2 separate regions of the Homo sapiens genome follow, and region 1 is linked to region 2. Evidence: chromatin loops called from intact Hi-C (ENCODE). Cell type or tissue: natural killer cell. All regions are shown on one strand. Links, peaks and the distances in the headings refer to the core of each region. The heading gives the core; the rest is flanking DNA. Region 1 has its middle 75 kb from the start of MIR3910-2. Region 2 overlaps LINC02937 (long intergenic non-protein coding RNA 2937).

Region 1 (8,332 bases), core at 53-8,052, 560 kb before region 2:
CTGTGGCAGCTGATGAGGCCCACGCTCATAGCATTAGATAAAGGGCGAAAGCCTGCCGCCTCCATCGTGGGCACACCAGGACATCTGGTACCTGCGTTCCTCTGCAGCTTGTGATTCCCAGTGGCTGCACTCTTTCTTTGGAGGCAGAGCTCTTCCTTCACCTGAAGACTCTATCTTTCCTCAGTCGCAGAGCCCAAGACCCCCACGGTTCTGCCAAGACCCTCATAGTTCTGCCTGGGAACTTGGGTTGGGAAAAAAAAAATCACTAACCTACATTTCATTCAGAACTGCGATGTAGCATTTCCCTTATTATACACATAGGGAAAAAACCCAGAGACGTATTGCTATTATGGGTGGCTGGTCGCCACTAAACACTGGTTATTTTCATGTCACTTTGCAGTTGTGGCCGATACTAGAAATTCTATTTCGCTCATCACTGCTTGACAATAACACACATTATTGGGCCCGCTGCAAAATCTTGTTATTGAGTTAATACAGAAGCACACAAATGATAACACATCCCAATGTTATTTTTTAAATATTTTGATAATTTTAATATTAGATGTTATCTTTGAAGTTTGTGTTTTATTTTTTGTGTTATGAAATTATACCCTGAGAAGAGACCCAAGTCCAAATGGGTCCAAGGTGCAGAAAAGGTTAGGGGCCCTGGAATGACCTGTCTTCCTCTGGGACCACTCCCCCGCATGCTGGAACCCCCGGGCGGGCGCGGGTCCTTAGCTCAGGTCCTCCCTTCATACGCTCGCTACGGCTCCGCCTCCTCCTGGCCTCGGGCGTGCTCCAGACCTCCCCGCAGGCGCCTCCCCGCCCACCCCTGGCTCCTCGCCCTACCCAGTTGGGTCCGGCGAGAGGGAGGGGTCCGGCGAGAGGGAGGGGTCCGGCGAGAGGGAGGGGTCCGGCGAGAGGGAGGGGTCCGGCGAGAGGGAGGGAGGTCTCTCTATCGACCTACAGTTCTCATTCTGTTTTGCCAAGTGTACGCCAAGAAGGACATGGCGCCGCGTAAAAGCAGGAACGACGTCTCCTGGGCTGAACAGGAGCACAAACTGTTCTGAAAGGGTTTTTTTTTTTTTTTTTTTCGGAGTAAATGTTGATTCGCTGCTGTTCTTGCTTGGGAGCTGGTGCCTGTCTGCTGTGCTCGCGGGCTCTGAATTTTTAATTTTAAAATTAAAAATATTTAAATTTTAATTTAACTTTAAAATTGAAGTTTAATTTTTTAAAAAATATTTTTTAATTTCAAAAATTTAATTTTTTTATAATTTCAGGTAAATTTTCTTCAAGTTTTAATAACGCAGTAAGAGTAAACTTCTAGTTACCTAAAATAGTTTTCAATGTGAACTTCATTCGCTTAACATAAATGTTACGTTTCTCTCCTACAAAATACAATTGACCATGTTCACAAGGGTTCTCTTTCTTTTTTCCCTAAAAGTAATTTTAGTTCACAGCCAGAAAAAGGTCCTTCAGTTTAAGAAGGGGGGGGGGGGGTAGCATAAATACCAGTCCCTGGACAAATGTGTGTGTCGAGGTACGTGAAAGCCACAGATGGAGAAAGTCAGTCCCCACCTGCGAAGGTGGCATCGTGGGAGGTGAGGTCCCTAAGGCAGGGTTTCTCCCTCTTGTGTTCACTGCTGGTCCCCAGCACAGAGAGGCGCTCCATAAATAATTGTTCCCACACACAGATACACACTCATATACACATATACTATACACACACCACGTTCCATACACACTACACATATTCATATATAAGAGCTGCTCTCTGCTGGCACGGAGGTCCATGGACGGGGTGGGAGGAGACTCACGTGTTGTGGGGGCTCCCTCTCTAAGGCAAGTGGTCCCATAAAAGCGAGCAACGCTTTTCTTTTTTAATTTCAGGTAAATTTTCTTCGAGTTTTAGTTATTATGCAGTAAGAGTAAACTTCTAGTTACCTAAAATAGTTTTCAATGTGAACTTCATTAGTTTAACATAACTGTTACATTTCTTTCCTACAAGATACAATTGACCATGTTTACAAGGGAAAGTGATCTGGTAAAAGCTGGCTTTATTATGTGGGTTCTATAAATATGCAAACTCATTGCACATGTAGTGTTCCCTTTTAACAAATTGTATTAACTTGATTATCCCTTCGGGATTTTTTTTTTTTTTTTTTGCTGAAATAACCTAGTCTATATAAAAACCCAATCTCTTCCTTGTATGTGCAAGAAAACTAAAGTGCTTATTAGGAAAGCTGCGTGTTTAATATACTGTGGCCAACACGATTATTTGGAACAGCATTTTTTGGTTAAATTGTGGGTGAAATGCTCTATCCCAAATGCAGACATGCGGTATTAGAGACTAGACCACAGAAATCCCGATGGTCAAACTGATCCGATGTGAGATTATTAGATTAACCTGGACCACAGATGGAGATCTCAGTCTGCTGGAGGCCTGGTGCTATTCTGGGCACAGGGATGGGGCAGAGAACCAAACAGACACATGAAGGGAAGGGAAGTACATTCTACAGGGTTGGGAAGCTCAGTTCCCTGAGGAAAACGCAGCTGGTGAGGGGGATTCCTTGGCCTGAGTGGGTAGTTTAAAGAGTCTGGTCGGAAAGCCTTTCCACTAGTCATCAACTGTGCCTCTAAAAATCACTGTAACTAAGAATCATCTAAAAAGGTGTCTGCACCTGAACCCGGTGATGGCTTCTTCATCCTCTTTAACTGCAAACAAAAATGTGCAGGCTACAGCAGCACAGGCAGCTTATTTGCCAAGAGAGTGTAACATAAAACTGAGAAAGTCACTCTCATTATTTAAAAAAAAAATGCATCTCTGAAAACTGTAACTTCCCAGTTAGTGAAGTTAGGATCTCAGGATCATAGAAAGCGGGAAAAATGACTGGTGGTGAGTCATTTGGATTTGTATGGGAGACAAGAAGCCACTCTTAATCCACATGATTAGCCACACCGGAACCCTTAATTGTCCTTCAAGCAGAAATGAAGGAACTGGGAGAAATGCCACTAGAAAATGAATTCTAATTAATTCATTCATCCAGATCCTTCTCTCTTTTCCCTAAAAATAATTCTAGTCACAGCCAGAAAAAAGGGCAGGAAAGCAGTTTAAAGTGGGGGGTGTAAATACCAATCGGTGGAGAAACCTGCGTGTTGAGGCATTCTCAGAGTGAAAGCCACAAATGGAGGAAGTTGGTCCCCAACTGCGAATGGCATCATGGGAGGTGACGTCCCCAGAGCAGGGTTTCCCCCTCTCTTGTGTTCACTGCTGGTGAAGAGCGTAGGTGCTCCATAAATAATTGTCCCCACACACATACACAGATACTCATACACATACACCACACACACAATTTCACACACACCACACATACCACACACACACCCATACACATACACCACACACACACCCCACACACATTCCACACATACCCATACACATACACACCACACACATTCCACACAGACACCACACATACCACACACACACCCATACACATACACCACACACACAACCCACACATATTCCACACATACCCATACACATACACACCACACATACACATACACCACACACACCCACACCCACACACACGTTCCACACACACCACACACACTCATACACACACACCACACATACACCACACACACCACACACTCATACACACTGCACACACCCACACCCCCACACACATTCCACACACACCACACACACTTACACACCACACACACCTTCAGCACCATACAGACTCATACACACATACACCACACACAGACACGTATTCTGCAAACACCACACACATTCACACACACACCATATACACATTCACATGCACACTTATACACACACACCACACACACCACACACATCTTGCACACACCACACACATACACACCACATCAACCCACACCACACACACACTACACACACACACCTCATATACCAGAGACACATACATAACATATACACACCACACATTTCACACATACCATACACACCGCTCACATATCACACACGCCACATACACATCACAGATAACACACACACCTTGCACACCTCGCACACAAATTACACACACACACCACACATACAGCACACACATGTGCACACACACAAACACTCCAGAAACACCACACATCACATACACAACTCACACACCATCCACACATACACCACACACCTCACACAACCTCACACATACCACAAACACCACACACACACCTCACATACCACACACATACACCACACACATCACACACCACACACCGCAAACATGCACCACACACACACCTCACATACTACACACATCACACACACCATACACATACACTCCACACACATATCACATACATACACTCCACAAACACCAAACACACACCTCACACACACACACCACACACAAACACATACACACCATACACACCTCACACAAAAACACACATCACACAAACATACATATATACATACATTCCACACACAAACCAAACACATCATATACACAAATGCACATACACAGCACATATACCACACACACACAAACCACACAACACACACACACCAGACAAACCCTACACACACCACCCACACATCACACACCACACACCACACACACACAGACACACGCACACAAGTTTCTCTTCTACCCCAAGGAGTGCAATTATTTGTTCACTGGTTTTCTTTCTAAAAATCCTCATTGTGAATTTCTGGTAAATAAAATTCTCCACCTCTAAATTTTTTAGCATTTAGGCTGTTTCTAAACTGTTGCTCTTCTAATGTCATAGTGAACATTCTTGTGCACCAAACATTAACCTGCCACCTTACCTGACTTAGCCGAGTGTGGGCTCGATGGTTGCAGTTACCATCTTTGTGTGTTCTTGCGGTGCCAGCGTGATCCTATCTGCTTTTCTTGTTCTCTGCGTCTTACCTTTATTTACCTTTGTTTTGATTTGTTTTTTGATACTGTTTTGCTTTTCTCGAACTCAAGTTGATTTTCTTCTCACAATCTATGTCCACAGATGGAAGTCAGGGGAACAAAGTTTCGTGTTTCACCGGAAGCCCCTCCTTTCTCCCCCTAACTTGGCTTCAAGTGCAGCCAAGTAATAAAGCCCTCACACAAGGCTTTGTGGTCACAGGTCTTGGTGACCGTGCGCATGAATTCACATGTGCAGAAGAAAAGTAAAACACTTTTCCTGCACTTCCCTCCTACCATGAAGTTAAATTATTGAACTTTTGAAGGCGACTTCTCTTACACCAAGTAAAAATGTCTGCATTAGTTTTCATTTGGATTAAAAAGTAGGACACCAATACTGATACGGGATGAAATGGGGTGCATGTTGGGTGCTGGTGCTCTGTCAGAAGTTAATCCTTCCGTGAGTTCCACTGCCAAATGCCAGGTGACCATCTGCCAAAGCCAGACACTAGAGTGGTGAGGACACGTTTCAATCAGAATCAGTAACTTTTTTTTTTTTTTTTTTCGAGACAGAGTCTTACTCTGTCGCCCAGGCCAGGCTGGAATGCAGTGACACAATCTTGGCTCACTGCAACCTCCGCCTCCTAGGTTCAAGGGATTCTCCAGCCTCAGCCTCCCAAGTAGCTGGGATTACAGGTGTACGCCACCACACCCAGCTAATTTTTGAATTTTTAGTAGAGACGGGGTTTCACCATGTTGGCCAGGCTGGTCTCAAACACCTGACCTCAGGTGATCCACCTGCCTCGGCCTCCCAGAGTGCTGGGATTACAGGCATGAGCCACCGCACCCGGCCTCAATTAGTAACTATTGGTAATAGGAGAAAATCCAGCATGAACGCATCAATCTGAACAGAAGTGACCAGGCATTTTAAAGGGAGGATGAGGGACTAGGGAGTGGGTGAGTAGGGGCTCAGTGGAGCCAGGGAAGTAAAAAATTACAGAGAGCTGGGAAGGCGGCTCTGGTCCATGTGAAACCCATGTGGATTTGCTAACTAACTGACACATATCAAGATTAGGCTCCTGTCTGCCCACAGAGGCTGGGAGACCCTGCTTGAAGGCCCTACCTTCAGGTGTTGGCTGGAATAAACTAAATTCTTTTGGCAGCCTTGAGTTTTCCTAGGCAGGCACATTATGGGTGCTAGGGATATAGCTGTGAGCTATTAGAAACTATGTTAGAGTTTATTGGGGCCTGGTTGAGAAGGGGCTCAAAAGAGACTGTTTAGAGTTTGGCCAAGGAAGAATTTTTGTCACTTGCCTGAGGCCAAAAAGATTGATTAAAAATACAACAACAACAACAACAACAAACAACAACAACAAGAGGTGGGTTACTGTTAGTTAATCAGAAATAGTAAGGTCAGAAATATTCAGAGATAATGAAGGGGTCCATGTTTTGATAAAAGGCCATGAAAAGTCATGGAAGCCACAACTAGTCCACACCAAGCTTGGCAGATAGATGTGTAGAGCAGCAGCTCCCAGGATGAATAGCCACTGTGGGAACATTAAATGCAGCTTTCAGAAATTGAAAGAGCAAGTCAGAAAAAATATCTGCAAACATTTCGTTCTGAAGGACACAATCCCTCAGCTTGGTCTAATTAGGCAGACTGATAACCTTGGTTCATACACATAGTATCAAGTTTTTCTTATAGCACATTTTTAATAATCAATCATGTACTTAACAACGAAGTAAGCCTTATTAAAATCCCCAAAGTAGAAACTTTACAAACTGTTTTTGCTGACCATAATTCCATAAATCTTTTTGTTGTTGTTGTTGAGACAGGGTCTTGCCCTGTCACCCAGGCTGGAGTGCAGTGGCATGATCTCTGCTCACTGCAACCTCTGCCTCCCGGGTTCAAGGAATTCTCATGCCTCAGCCTCCCCAGTAGCTGGGATTACAGGCATGCACCACCACCACCTCTGGCTAATTTTTTTTGTATTTTTATTAGAGACAGGGTTTCACCATGTTGGCCAGGCTGGTCTTGAACTCCTGGCCTCAGGTGATCCTCCCACCTTGGCCTCCCAAAGTGCTGGGATTACAGGCACAAGCCACAATGCCTGGCCCGTAAATCTTAATATGACCAGAAAAATAACTACTTCCAGTCAGGTGCGGTGGCTCACGCCTGCAATCCCAGCACTTTGGGAGGTTGAAGCAGGTGGATCACCTGAGGCCAGGAGTTCAAGACCAGCCTAGTCAACGTGGCAAAACCCTATCTCTCCTAAATATACAAAAATTAGCCAGGTGTGGTGGCACACACCTGTAATTCCAGCTACTCGGGAGGCTGAGGCAGGAGAATTGCTTGAACCAGGGAGGTGGAAGTTGCAGTGAACTGAGATCGCACCACTGCACTCCAGCATGGGCGACAGAGCAAGACGTTATCTCAAAAAAAATATATAATAATAACTACTTGAACACTTTTCTAGGTAAACCCTGGATCAAAGAAAAAATCAAAATCAAATGTCAAGGTATCTAGAAATTAATGAAAGAAGAATACAATTATGGAATACAGCTAAAGCTGCATTCTAAGGAAAAGTTAGAGCTTAACTACTATCTTATTTAAAAACAATAAAAAGCAAGCACAATTTATATTCACAAACAGGAAAGATCCCCAACCCCCATCCTCCTGTCCACACTGCTGTGACACTGGCTTTCAGAGCCCTTAGAGCTTCCTCAACTCTTAACTCTGTTCTCCTCTGCAATCCACCCCCATTCTTTCCTCCCTCTGACATCCTCACTCAGGCCTCGTCTTCGACCCTTTCCTTTCTGAGTGTTCTACTTCTGCTAGTAACTTGTTAAATGAATAGTAAACTGAATTTATTTATTTTTTCATTATTTTCTGACATTAAAAGTGATAAAGAGGCTGGGCGCAGTGGCTCACGCCTGTAATCCCAGCACTTTGGGAGGCCAAGGCAGGTGGATCATGAGGTCAGGGGATTGCGACCATCCTGGCTAACACGGTCAAACCCCGCCTCTACTAAAAATACAAAAAAATTAGCTGGGCATGGTGGCGGGCGCCTGTAGTCCCAGCTACTTGGGAGGCTGAGGCAGGACAATGGCGTGAACCCGGGAGGTGGAGCTTGCAGTGAGCTGAGATTGCACCACTGCACTCCAGCCTGGGCGACAGAGCGAGACTCTGTCTCAAAAAAAAAAAAAAGTGATAACTGATTTTCTGGTAACTTTAGCAAGATGGTGGAAAAGGAGTTCCCTTTCTTGTATCCCCTACAGCAACAACAGTTTTACAGCCATCCACAGACAAAATGCCTGTGTGCAAGCTCTGGGATCCAGGTAGGAGGTTGCAAAACTCTGGTGGAGGCCATGACCAAGGAGGGCCATTTTGAGAAAGCAGGCTCACTGACTATGGCAGTCCC
Region 2 (8,332 bases), core at 87-8,086:
AGTGCGTTGCAGTGGAGCAGTGATGTAAATATATAAGGGAATATCTTAGAGACAATAGCATTAGAACAAGGCCGAGCCTTCAGTTTGAGACAAGGACTGGATGCACAATGGGCCCTTTAACAACATAGGTTTGAACTGTGTGGGCCACTTATATGCAGATTTTCTTCCACCTCTGCCATTCCTGGGACAGTGAGACCAATCCCTCTTCTTCCTCCTCCTCGACCTACTCCACTTGAAGACAGGGATGAAGACCTCTATGATGATCCGCCCCCACTTGGTGAATAGTAAATATATTTTCTCTTTAATGATTTTCTTAATTATATTTTCTTCTTTCTAGCTTACTTTACTTTAAGAATACAGTATATGACATATATAACATATGAAATATGTGTTAATTGGCTATTTATGTTATCAGTAAGGCCTCTGGTCAACAGCAAGCTATTACTGTAAAGTTTTGGGGGGAGTCGAAATGTATACGAGGATTTTTGACTGCATGAGAGTTGGTGCTCCTAACCCCTGCATTGTTCAAGGGTCAACTGTACTTCGAGGTACTACAATTTTAGTGATTAATTTGTCTTTCTTGTTGGTGCTTTATTGTGTGGGTTGATTTGTTTTCATGAATATGTATTGGTAAATAAAATAAAAGAGTTTTAAAAAAGGAAAGCCTAGGCTGGGTGCACTGGCGCACGCCTGTAATCCCAGCACTTTGGGAGGCCCAGGCGGGTGGATCATGAGGTCAGGAGTTCAAGACCAGCCTGCCAAGATGATGAAACCCCATCTTTACTAAAAATACAAAAATTAGCTGTGTGTGGTGGTGGGCACTACTCAGGAGGCTGAGGCAGAGAATTGCTTGAACCCGGGAGGCAGCGGTTGCAGTGAGCCGAGATCGCACCACTGCACTCCAGTCTGGGTGACAGAGCAAGACTTCGTCTCAACAAAAGCCTGTGTTAACTGCACCCATTAGCTGTGTGCTCTTCAGCAAATAACTTACAAGGGGCCCTCCACCTTTCCCTACTCATTCCCTCTGAAACTGCATTTGCAAAATTTATGACAGTGAGAGAAATCTGACTTAGTTGATTGCATCTTGCTTCTGACCTCCAAGCTGTCCTTGGTCAAGGCAGCATGGGCCAAGGTAACTTTAGGAGGAATATAGTTTATAGTTTAACTTAAAAGCAAGGGTAAAAGTAAATCCCTCCATAAAACTAACCCCCTCCTTGCTCAGGGACCAAAAACCGCCTTTGTAAGACTAATGAAGGATGACAAGATTAGAATTGTGGGAGAGGCCTGAACTCTGCCTAAATGATGGCATAATTTCTATAATCCCTTACTGCTCAGGGGTCATGTGGCCAGAGGTCACAAGATTTGTGACGTTCCCCAATTGCTCCTGTGGATACATCACTATTGTAGAACCTAAGATTGGTTTTATCTGATTTTTTTCAGACTGACTTCACCTGGACCCCTGACTCATAACTCAGCTGGTCCTGTGGTTCCACCCAGAGGTGGACTCAGTGCACAAGGATTGTTTTCCACCCCTTTATGATTTCCTCCCCAGCTAATCAGCAGCACCCATTCCCTAGTCCCCCAGCCCACCGAATACTTGAGTAATAACTTCATTTCTCCTGCATGGGCCAGCCTTACGTCAGTTAAACTCTTTCTCTGTTGCAATGCCCTGGTCTCAGTGGATGGATTTCGTGCAGTGGGCAGGAAGAACCCATCAAGTGGTTACACTTTTACCTCAGTTCCCTCCAGGACTCAGGAACTCCTCTCTGGGCCATTGTAAAGATGAGAAATAATACACATACAGCCTGGAGCTCAGTGTTATTTGGGCAAGGTTGTGGGTAAATGTTTGTAGGTAAAAGATGGGAATCAGATCTACCCAGACAGCTCTTCATGCATGCACGTTGGGGAGACAGAAAACTCACCATCCAGGGAAGGCTTTCACCCATGTGATGACTTATTTTATGAGTCAATTTGAGTGGACCGTAGGTGCTCAGATTAAACATTATTTGGGTGTGTCTGTGACAGTTTTCTGATGGGATTAGCATTTGAACCAGAAGACTTAGTGAAGCGGATGCCCTTCTCAATGTAGGTGGGCCTCATCCAACCCCTTGAGGGTCTGCACAAAACAAAAGACAGAGAACAGAGGAATTTGCTCTCTTCCCCCCTTTCCTCCATGCTTGAGCTGGGACATCTCATTTCTTCTTCTTCTGCCCTGGGATTGGGATTTACATCATCTGTTCCCCTGGTTCTCAGGCTGTTGGAACAGGAGTGAATTGTAACACTGGCTTTCTTGGGTCTCCAGTTTGCAGATGGCAGATCTCAGGGCTTGTCAGCCTCCATAACTGTGTGAGCCAATTCCTCAGATAAATTTCTTCCTGTGTACATACCCTGTTGGCTCTGTCTCTGGAGAAGCCTGTCTAATTCACATGTGGTGGGCAGGGATGGTTAGCTGGCTGAGCTCCTCCCTTTCCTCACTCCATGTTGTCCTGTGCTCTCCCTGGGCCATTGGGGTGACAGAGGGGAGGAAGGGAGGGAGGAGACGCAGTGGAGAGGATGGAGGAGGTTTGCTGGGGAGTGCAAGGGGCAGTAAAGGGCAGCAAAGGGCAGCAAAAGGCAGCTGAGCTGTGTGGGAGGCAGGGAGTGGGAAAGCAAGATGGCGGCGGGAGGTTGAGGGATGTGGTGGGAGCTCAGTCCCCTTGTGTGGTTGGAGACTTGCAGAGCTGGCTTGATTATCCTCAAGTCCCCTTTGGTCCCTGGGCAGCAACACCCACGAAAAAGTGCTGATTTCCCCAGACCATGGTGCAGCTACCACCCACTGAACCAGGGTTGAAGCTTTTATACTCAAGGGAGAGTGGAAACTTCTAGAATAGGGAACAGCTTGGTGAGCAGGTAAATATGGGCAGGCAACATTTCCGAGAGTGGGTGTGCAGATGGTGGGCAGTGGGGGGGAGGCACACTATTTTTTTTTCCCCAAAAGAACTAACTCATTCCTTAACTCATTCCTTAGAGAAAACTTCATGAAAACAGAAACAACGATGCTCCCAGAATCACAATCATATGTTGGATTTACTCACTTGAAGCTTCTCTCCAGATGTGGTTAAGGAAATATGACAAATAGACCTTGTTCTGATTTTTACTTTCTCTAAAGAACTAATATAGCTGATGGATTTATGATGAGAAAGCCATTAACACCATGAGCTGGATTCATAGTGCTCCTTGTCTCTCAAAAAATTGAGATACTTTGAAATAATAGGTATGTTTCTTTAAGAACACATTCTAGAAATTCAGGGCAAGAAGACCCTGCATCTGAAAGAACACACAAGTGGACATTCTGTGTTCAGAGAGACGAGAAGTTCCTGCCCTGGGGGACTATTTGGGTACTCAGTGTTCATAATGATAAGATTCATTTAAAAGGCAAAAACCCACAAACTAAAATGCGGTCAAACTGTTGCAGAGAGTAGGGGTGACGTACAAGGTGAAGGAAACAGAAGTTTTGTGGTTTAATAGCTGGTTTCATGATGAGTTATGGTATTTCTTCAGAAAAACTCTGCAAGCAGTTACGTGGTGCTATTAGACAGCTTTGGGAACTAATTCAGTCATGGTTTTGTAACTCATCTTCAATGGTGCTTGTTTTTTTGTTTGTTTGTTTTTGGTTCGTCTTCACAGTCACAGCCCAATATTTTTGTTTGGAGGTGGGGAGGGAGTGGGTTCCAATTATCTGCTGCTGTGTAATAAACCATCCAAAATGCAGCAGCATAGAGCTACCATTTTATTATTCCAGTTCTTCAGATTGCCTGGGGTCAGCAGGATGGTTCTTCTGCTGACCTCCTTTGGGGTCTCTCCTATTGGCAATGACTGGTAATAGGGCTGAATCACCTGGCCCTGGGACTAGGAAATGGAACATGGACAGCTGAGCCTCTCTCTTTCTCCTTGTGGCCTCAGGACTTCTCCATGTAGTCTCTCCAGCAGGTCGATGGTCTTTTAAAATCAGGGGTCAGCAAACTTTTCAGTACAAGACCAAATATTTTAGACTCTTTGACCATATAGTCTATGTCACAAGTACTCAACTCTACCATTGTAATGCAAAGGTAGCCATAAATGCCCATAAACAGATGGACATTGCTCTGCTGCAATAAAGCTTTATTTACAAAAATAGACAGTGGGCTGGATTTGGCCCATGGGCCATAGTTTGCCAACCCCTGTCTTACATGGTGGTTCAGGACTCCCAAGAGCACAAGAACAAACATTGCCAAGCTCTACAAGTTAGGCCCAGAACAGGCACAGAGTCACCTGATACACTGTTGACTAAAGTGGGTCTCAGGCTTAGTCCAGACACAATGTTGGAAAGCAGGGAAGAAAGAATGTTTCTTCCGCCCTTTTAGGTTTAGTGACTGTGGCCTGCAAATTAAACTAACAAAGGACAGATTAACAGGAGAAAAAGTATACAAATTGTATTTGATGTTAATATCTTAATTTTTGGGCTGGGCATGGTGGCTCATGCCTGTAATCCCAGCACTTTGGGAGACTGAGGCAGGCAGATCACTTGAGGCCAGTAGTTTGAGATCAACCTGGCCAACATGGCGAAACCCCGTCTCTACTAAAAATACAAAATTAGCTGGGCATGGTGGTGCACACCTGTAATCCTAGCTACTCAGCAGGCTGAGGCAGGAGAATCGCTTGAAGCCCTGAGGTAGGAGAATCGCTTGAAGCCAGGAGGCGAAGGTTGCAGTGAGCTGAGATCGCACCCACTGCACTCCAAGCCTGGGCAAAAGAGCGAGAGTCAGCCAGGCATGGTGGCTCATGCCTGTAATCCCAGCAGTTTGGGAGGCCAAGGTGGGCAGATGACCTGAGGTCAGGAGTTCGAGACTAGCCTGACCAACATGGAGAAACCTCGTCTGTACTTAAAAAAATAATAATAATAATACAAAATTAGCCAGGCGTGGTGGCACATGCCTGTAATCCCAACTCCTTGGGAGGCTGAGGCAGGTGAATCGCTTGAACCCAGGAGGCGGAGGTTGCACTGAGCCAAGATTGCACCACTGCACTCCAGCCTGGGCAATAGAGGGAGATTCCATCTCAAAGAGTGAGAGTCTGTCTCAAAAACATTTTTTAAAAAATTTTTACATGTAAACAAGTATCTTACAGAAAGTGAAAACCCAAAGAAAGAGTTATGACTGAGAACTCATATACCATTTTAACAAAGACTGTAAACTTGTGGCAAAATGACAAGGCAAAGACAAAGGATTTGAAATTCTAGTGGTGATAAACCGTGGAATGTCAAATATGTGGGGGAAAACTAATGGAAGATAAGGTTTATTTAGTAAGTTTGTTTATGCAGATTGAAGCCAGTATCATGTCAAGGGATAAGCATTGTCTCCTTTTCCTGGCAGAGGGGGACCCCTTCACAAAGGGAAATTTATGCCCTCCTTTACACAGGTGGGAAATAATAGAGAGATTTTCCTGCTTCTGCTATTTCTCATTTGCCTTCAGCTCAAAATAATCCTTATGCCAAAGTGGTATATTCTGGGGTGGCATGCTCTGACTCCCTTCAGGGATGACTGCAGAAGGGCAGTTACAAGGATTTGGGGTTCTTGGGGCCATCTTTGGAGACACATGGCACAGGGGAGTGAGAGATGTAAGGTCACTCTTTGGTGTTTGATTTTAAGGAAACATTAGTGTATGCAAACTTTGTGTTTAAACCAAAGAGCAGAATTTATCATTTGAAATGAAAATTTTATAGCTACTAAAGTAAAAATAGGTGAGTTTAGTTATTTTCTGTTGAGTGCTACTCCACCAAGGTTAACAAAAGGACTGAAGTGCAAGGATTTCGTGGTGGGAACGCTTGTCTCCTTTGCCTGCTTCCCCTCATTCATTATTTTTGTATCCGGATACAGGAAACAGAAATGCTACATGACAATTACTCTCAGATGCAACGGTCTTTCGGACATCATGTTTTGCTGGGGTCAGATGGGGACCTTATTTTCTGTGTGTTCTGGTTCTCCTCTCTGGTAAAGGGGTGTCCCTAGGGGCAGCTTTTAAAGGGCTGAGTGGCTTCAGGCACAGGCAGGGGCCCTCCTGCTGGGGTGATCCCCTGGTGAGACAGAGCCCCTTTACTCTGGTCTGCACTGTTTTACAAACCTTGACTTCCCAAACTCAGGTTCTCCCACCTTAGTTCCAGCCACGAACCTGTTTCTATAATACAATGGATCATGTTACTGCCTTTTGGGAAAACCCCCGACTGCTCCTCCTGATCCTCCTGACTGACTGCAGTGGAAGCATCATCTATATTCCAGCTGAACCATCTTCCTGCCCACCCAGCACACACTGCGCAAGACCCTACTCTATAATCCCCTGGACTCTTCAGTCTTCCCAAAGGAGTCCCGAACCTTCCTATCTTCTCATGTTTACTCAAAGCCTGAAATGCTTCCCCCATTTGAAGATGATTCTCCAAATCTCAACCTAAGTGCCCCTTTCTCCAGGAAGCCCTCCTTAGTTTCTTTTTAGTTGGATCAGTTGTTCCTTCCTGAATGAACCCGAGAAGGAGAGAGAGAGAGGGAGAGAGAGAAAGCAGATTTTTACTATTTTACTGAAACATATCCTAGAAGCCCCATGAATACTTTCACATGTAAACTTAGAACACATTTACCTTTGCAGAGTGCAGAGAGTGCAAGAAAGTTTAACTGAAAACTGTGATAGTTTCTGCTTCTTGATGATTCATCTCTTGCATGATGAGCAATTCTGTACCTGGAAGAAGAGTTGCTGAAATATGTTCCCCAATTGCTTGTTCTCATTTCCACATAATGTGTGTGTGTGTGTGTGTGTGTGTGTGTGTGTGTGTGTGAATGCATTAACAAGTTAGCCAGTATATAAGTTTACATGCTGCTCTTCAATTTCTCCAAAACTTTCTTACGGATCATTTAAAAGCTCAATGATGTCCCTTCAATAGCTCAGCTGGTAGAGCAGAGGACTGTAGCTAATTCCTCATAAAATCTCAATGAGATTAAAAACAAGCAAGCAAGCAAGCAAGCAAGCAAACAAACAAACAAACAAACAAACAGCCCAGAAAGGCAGATGCAAAGAAGCAGCTAAGCCTTCCCTGTGGCTATATGAATGGATGCTCAGGAGGGGCCTTTGCCTGGGGTTAGGGAGTACACAGGCTTCTTTTGTTAGTTTTTGTTTTTTCTGTAGTGAGGTTGGCAAAGCTGCCTCCTCTCCCAGCCTTGAGCTGGTGCCTGGGCCTAGGTGGGTGCTACCGAGGTGTAAAAGAAGTCGGGGCTCTTGTGGACAGAGGGACCACCCACCCCAGGATTTGAAGTTAGGACAGGCTCTCCAGGTGAATTTGGGGGGCCTCATGGCAGCAAAGTGCTATGAGCTCAGGCACACTTGAGGGGCACTGGTGCAGGTGAAACAGAACAACCTGAGGATCTCAGCAGGAGGGACAACACGGAGCTGTCCCTGCACTTAGGGGCACAGCCTGCATGCAGGTCACTGTTCCTACACGGCTGCTGCCCCTGTGGGCATGTCACAGTAAGCCGATCACTGTGACTTATGGATTTTGCAAAAGAGTAGGAGTTTATTCACGAGGCAGTCAAGAGAGGAGGCGGGAGGACAGGTCTCAAATTTGCCTCTCTAAAAATAGGACGTGAGGGTACTTATGGGCTAGAAACCCAAGTGGTCTTGAGGTGAAGGGGGAGGTAATGGGAGTTCATGCAAGCCTGGTGGGGCTGCACGGTTCTTCACCGGACACATGCAGAAAAGGGTGGCACTAACCTGATCTAAGGGTGGAGATTTTAGCCCTCTGACGTCAAAAGGTCACTCTTTGGACACCCACACAGGTTCAGCTGAAGGGCTGGTGGACTCAATGAGCTTGAACTGGACAAGTACTGCCCATAGTTCCTGAAAAACAACTCTAAGTGCTGGTTACTATAGTGACCTATAGTCAGAGCCAGTGTAAGGAAGTCAGTGGGAGTTTAGTGAGTACTGCTCAGCTACGTGGCGTTTAGCTATGCGGATTTTTAGATCAACTAGAAGTATGAGATGAAAAGTAAGCAACTTAATCAAGTGAGCCCTCAGCTTCAGGCACATCCTCTTTCTGCCTCTCATCTCTGCATCTTCCCTTCTTTTGCCCAATTGGGCCCAGCCAGAGAACTCTGCCCCATCTGCTGTTTCACACTGTGAGGGCAGTGCACCAGGGTGCGAGGCCCTTGGTATGCGCAGGCTGAGCTGGTGGTTTGAGCACAGGCCGGGGCATTTTCCACAGTGTGGATTGGGACCCCTTAATGGTCATGGACTTAATTTAATAAGATGTGACTGACATTTTAAAAAATGAAAT

Evidence for each region. Peaks named below come from ENCODE experiments on the same cell type or tissue, not always from the same donor. Only the 100,000 strongest peaks of a DNase experiment are listed, where the experiment ranks them.
Region 1: it touches region 2 in a loop (6-fold over the local background); 2 of 110 quality-filtered maps call a loop at or near these places.

The regions. Positions count from the first base shown.
Region 1 is chr9:91,707,110-91,715,441 of GRCh38, reverse strand. No RefSeq gene overlaps it. Among named protein-coding and RNA genes, the nearest start is that of MIR3910-2, 75 kb to the right of the region's middle. RefSeq lists a silencer at 766-815. In natural killer cell, for the core only: no CTCF peak of the experiment used is centred there; a DNase peak (open chromatin) is centred at 3,231; H3K4me3 peaks cover 642 bases; H3K27ac peaks cover 2,009 bases.
Region 2 is chr9:91,146,315-91,154,646 of GRCh38, reverse strand. The region is part of intron 1 of LINC02937 (long intergenic non-protein coding RNA 2937); the gene reads left to right. All of the region lies in intron 2 of LINC00484 (long intergenic non-protein coding RNA 484), which reads right to left. Among named protein-coding and RNA genes, the nearest start is that of LINC02937, 13 kb to the left of the region's middle. RefSeq lists enhancers at 6,792-6,911, 7,319-7,886. In natural killer cell, for the core only: no CTCF peak of the experiment used is centred there; a DNase peak (open chromatin) is centred at 3,456; H3K27ac peaks cover 3,336 bases.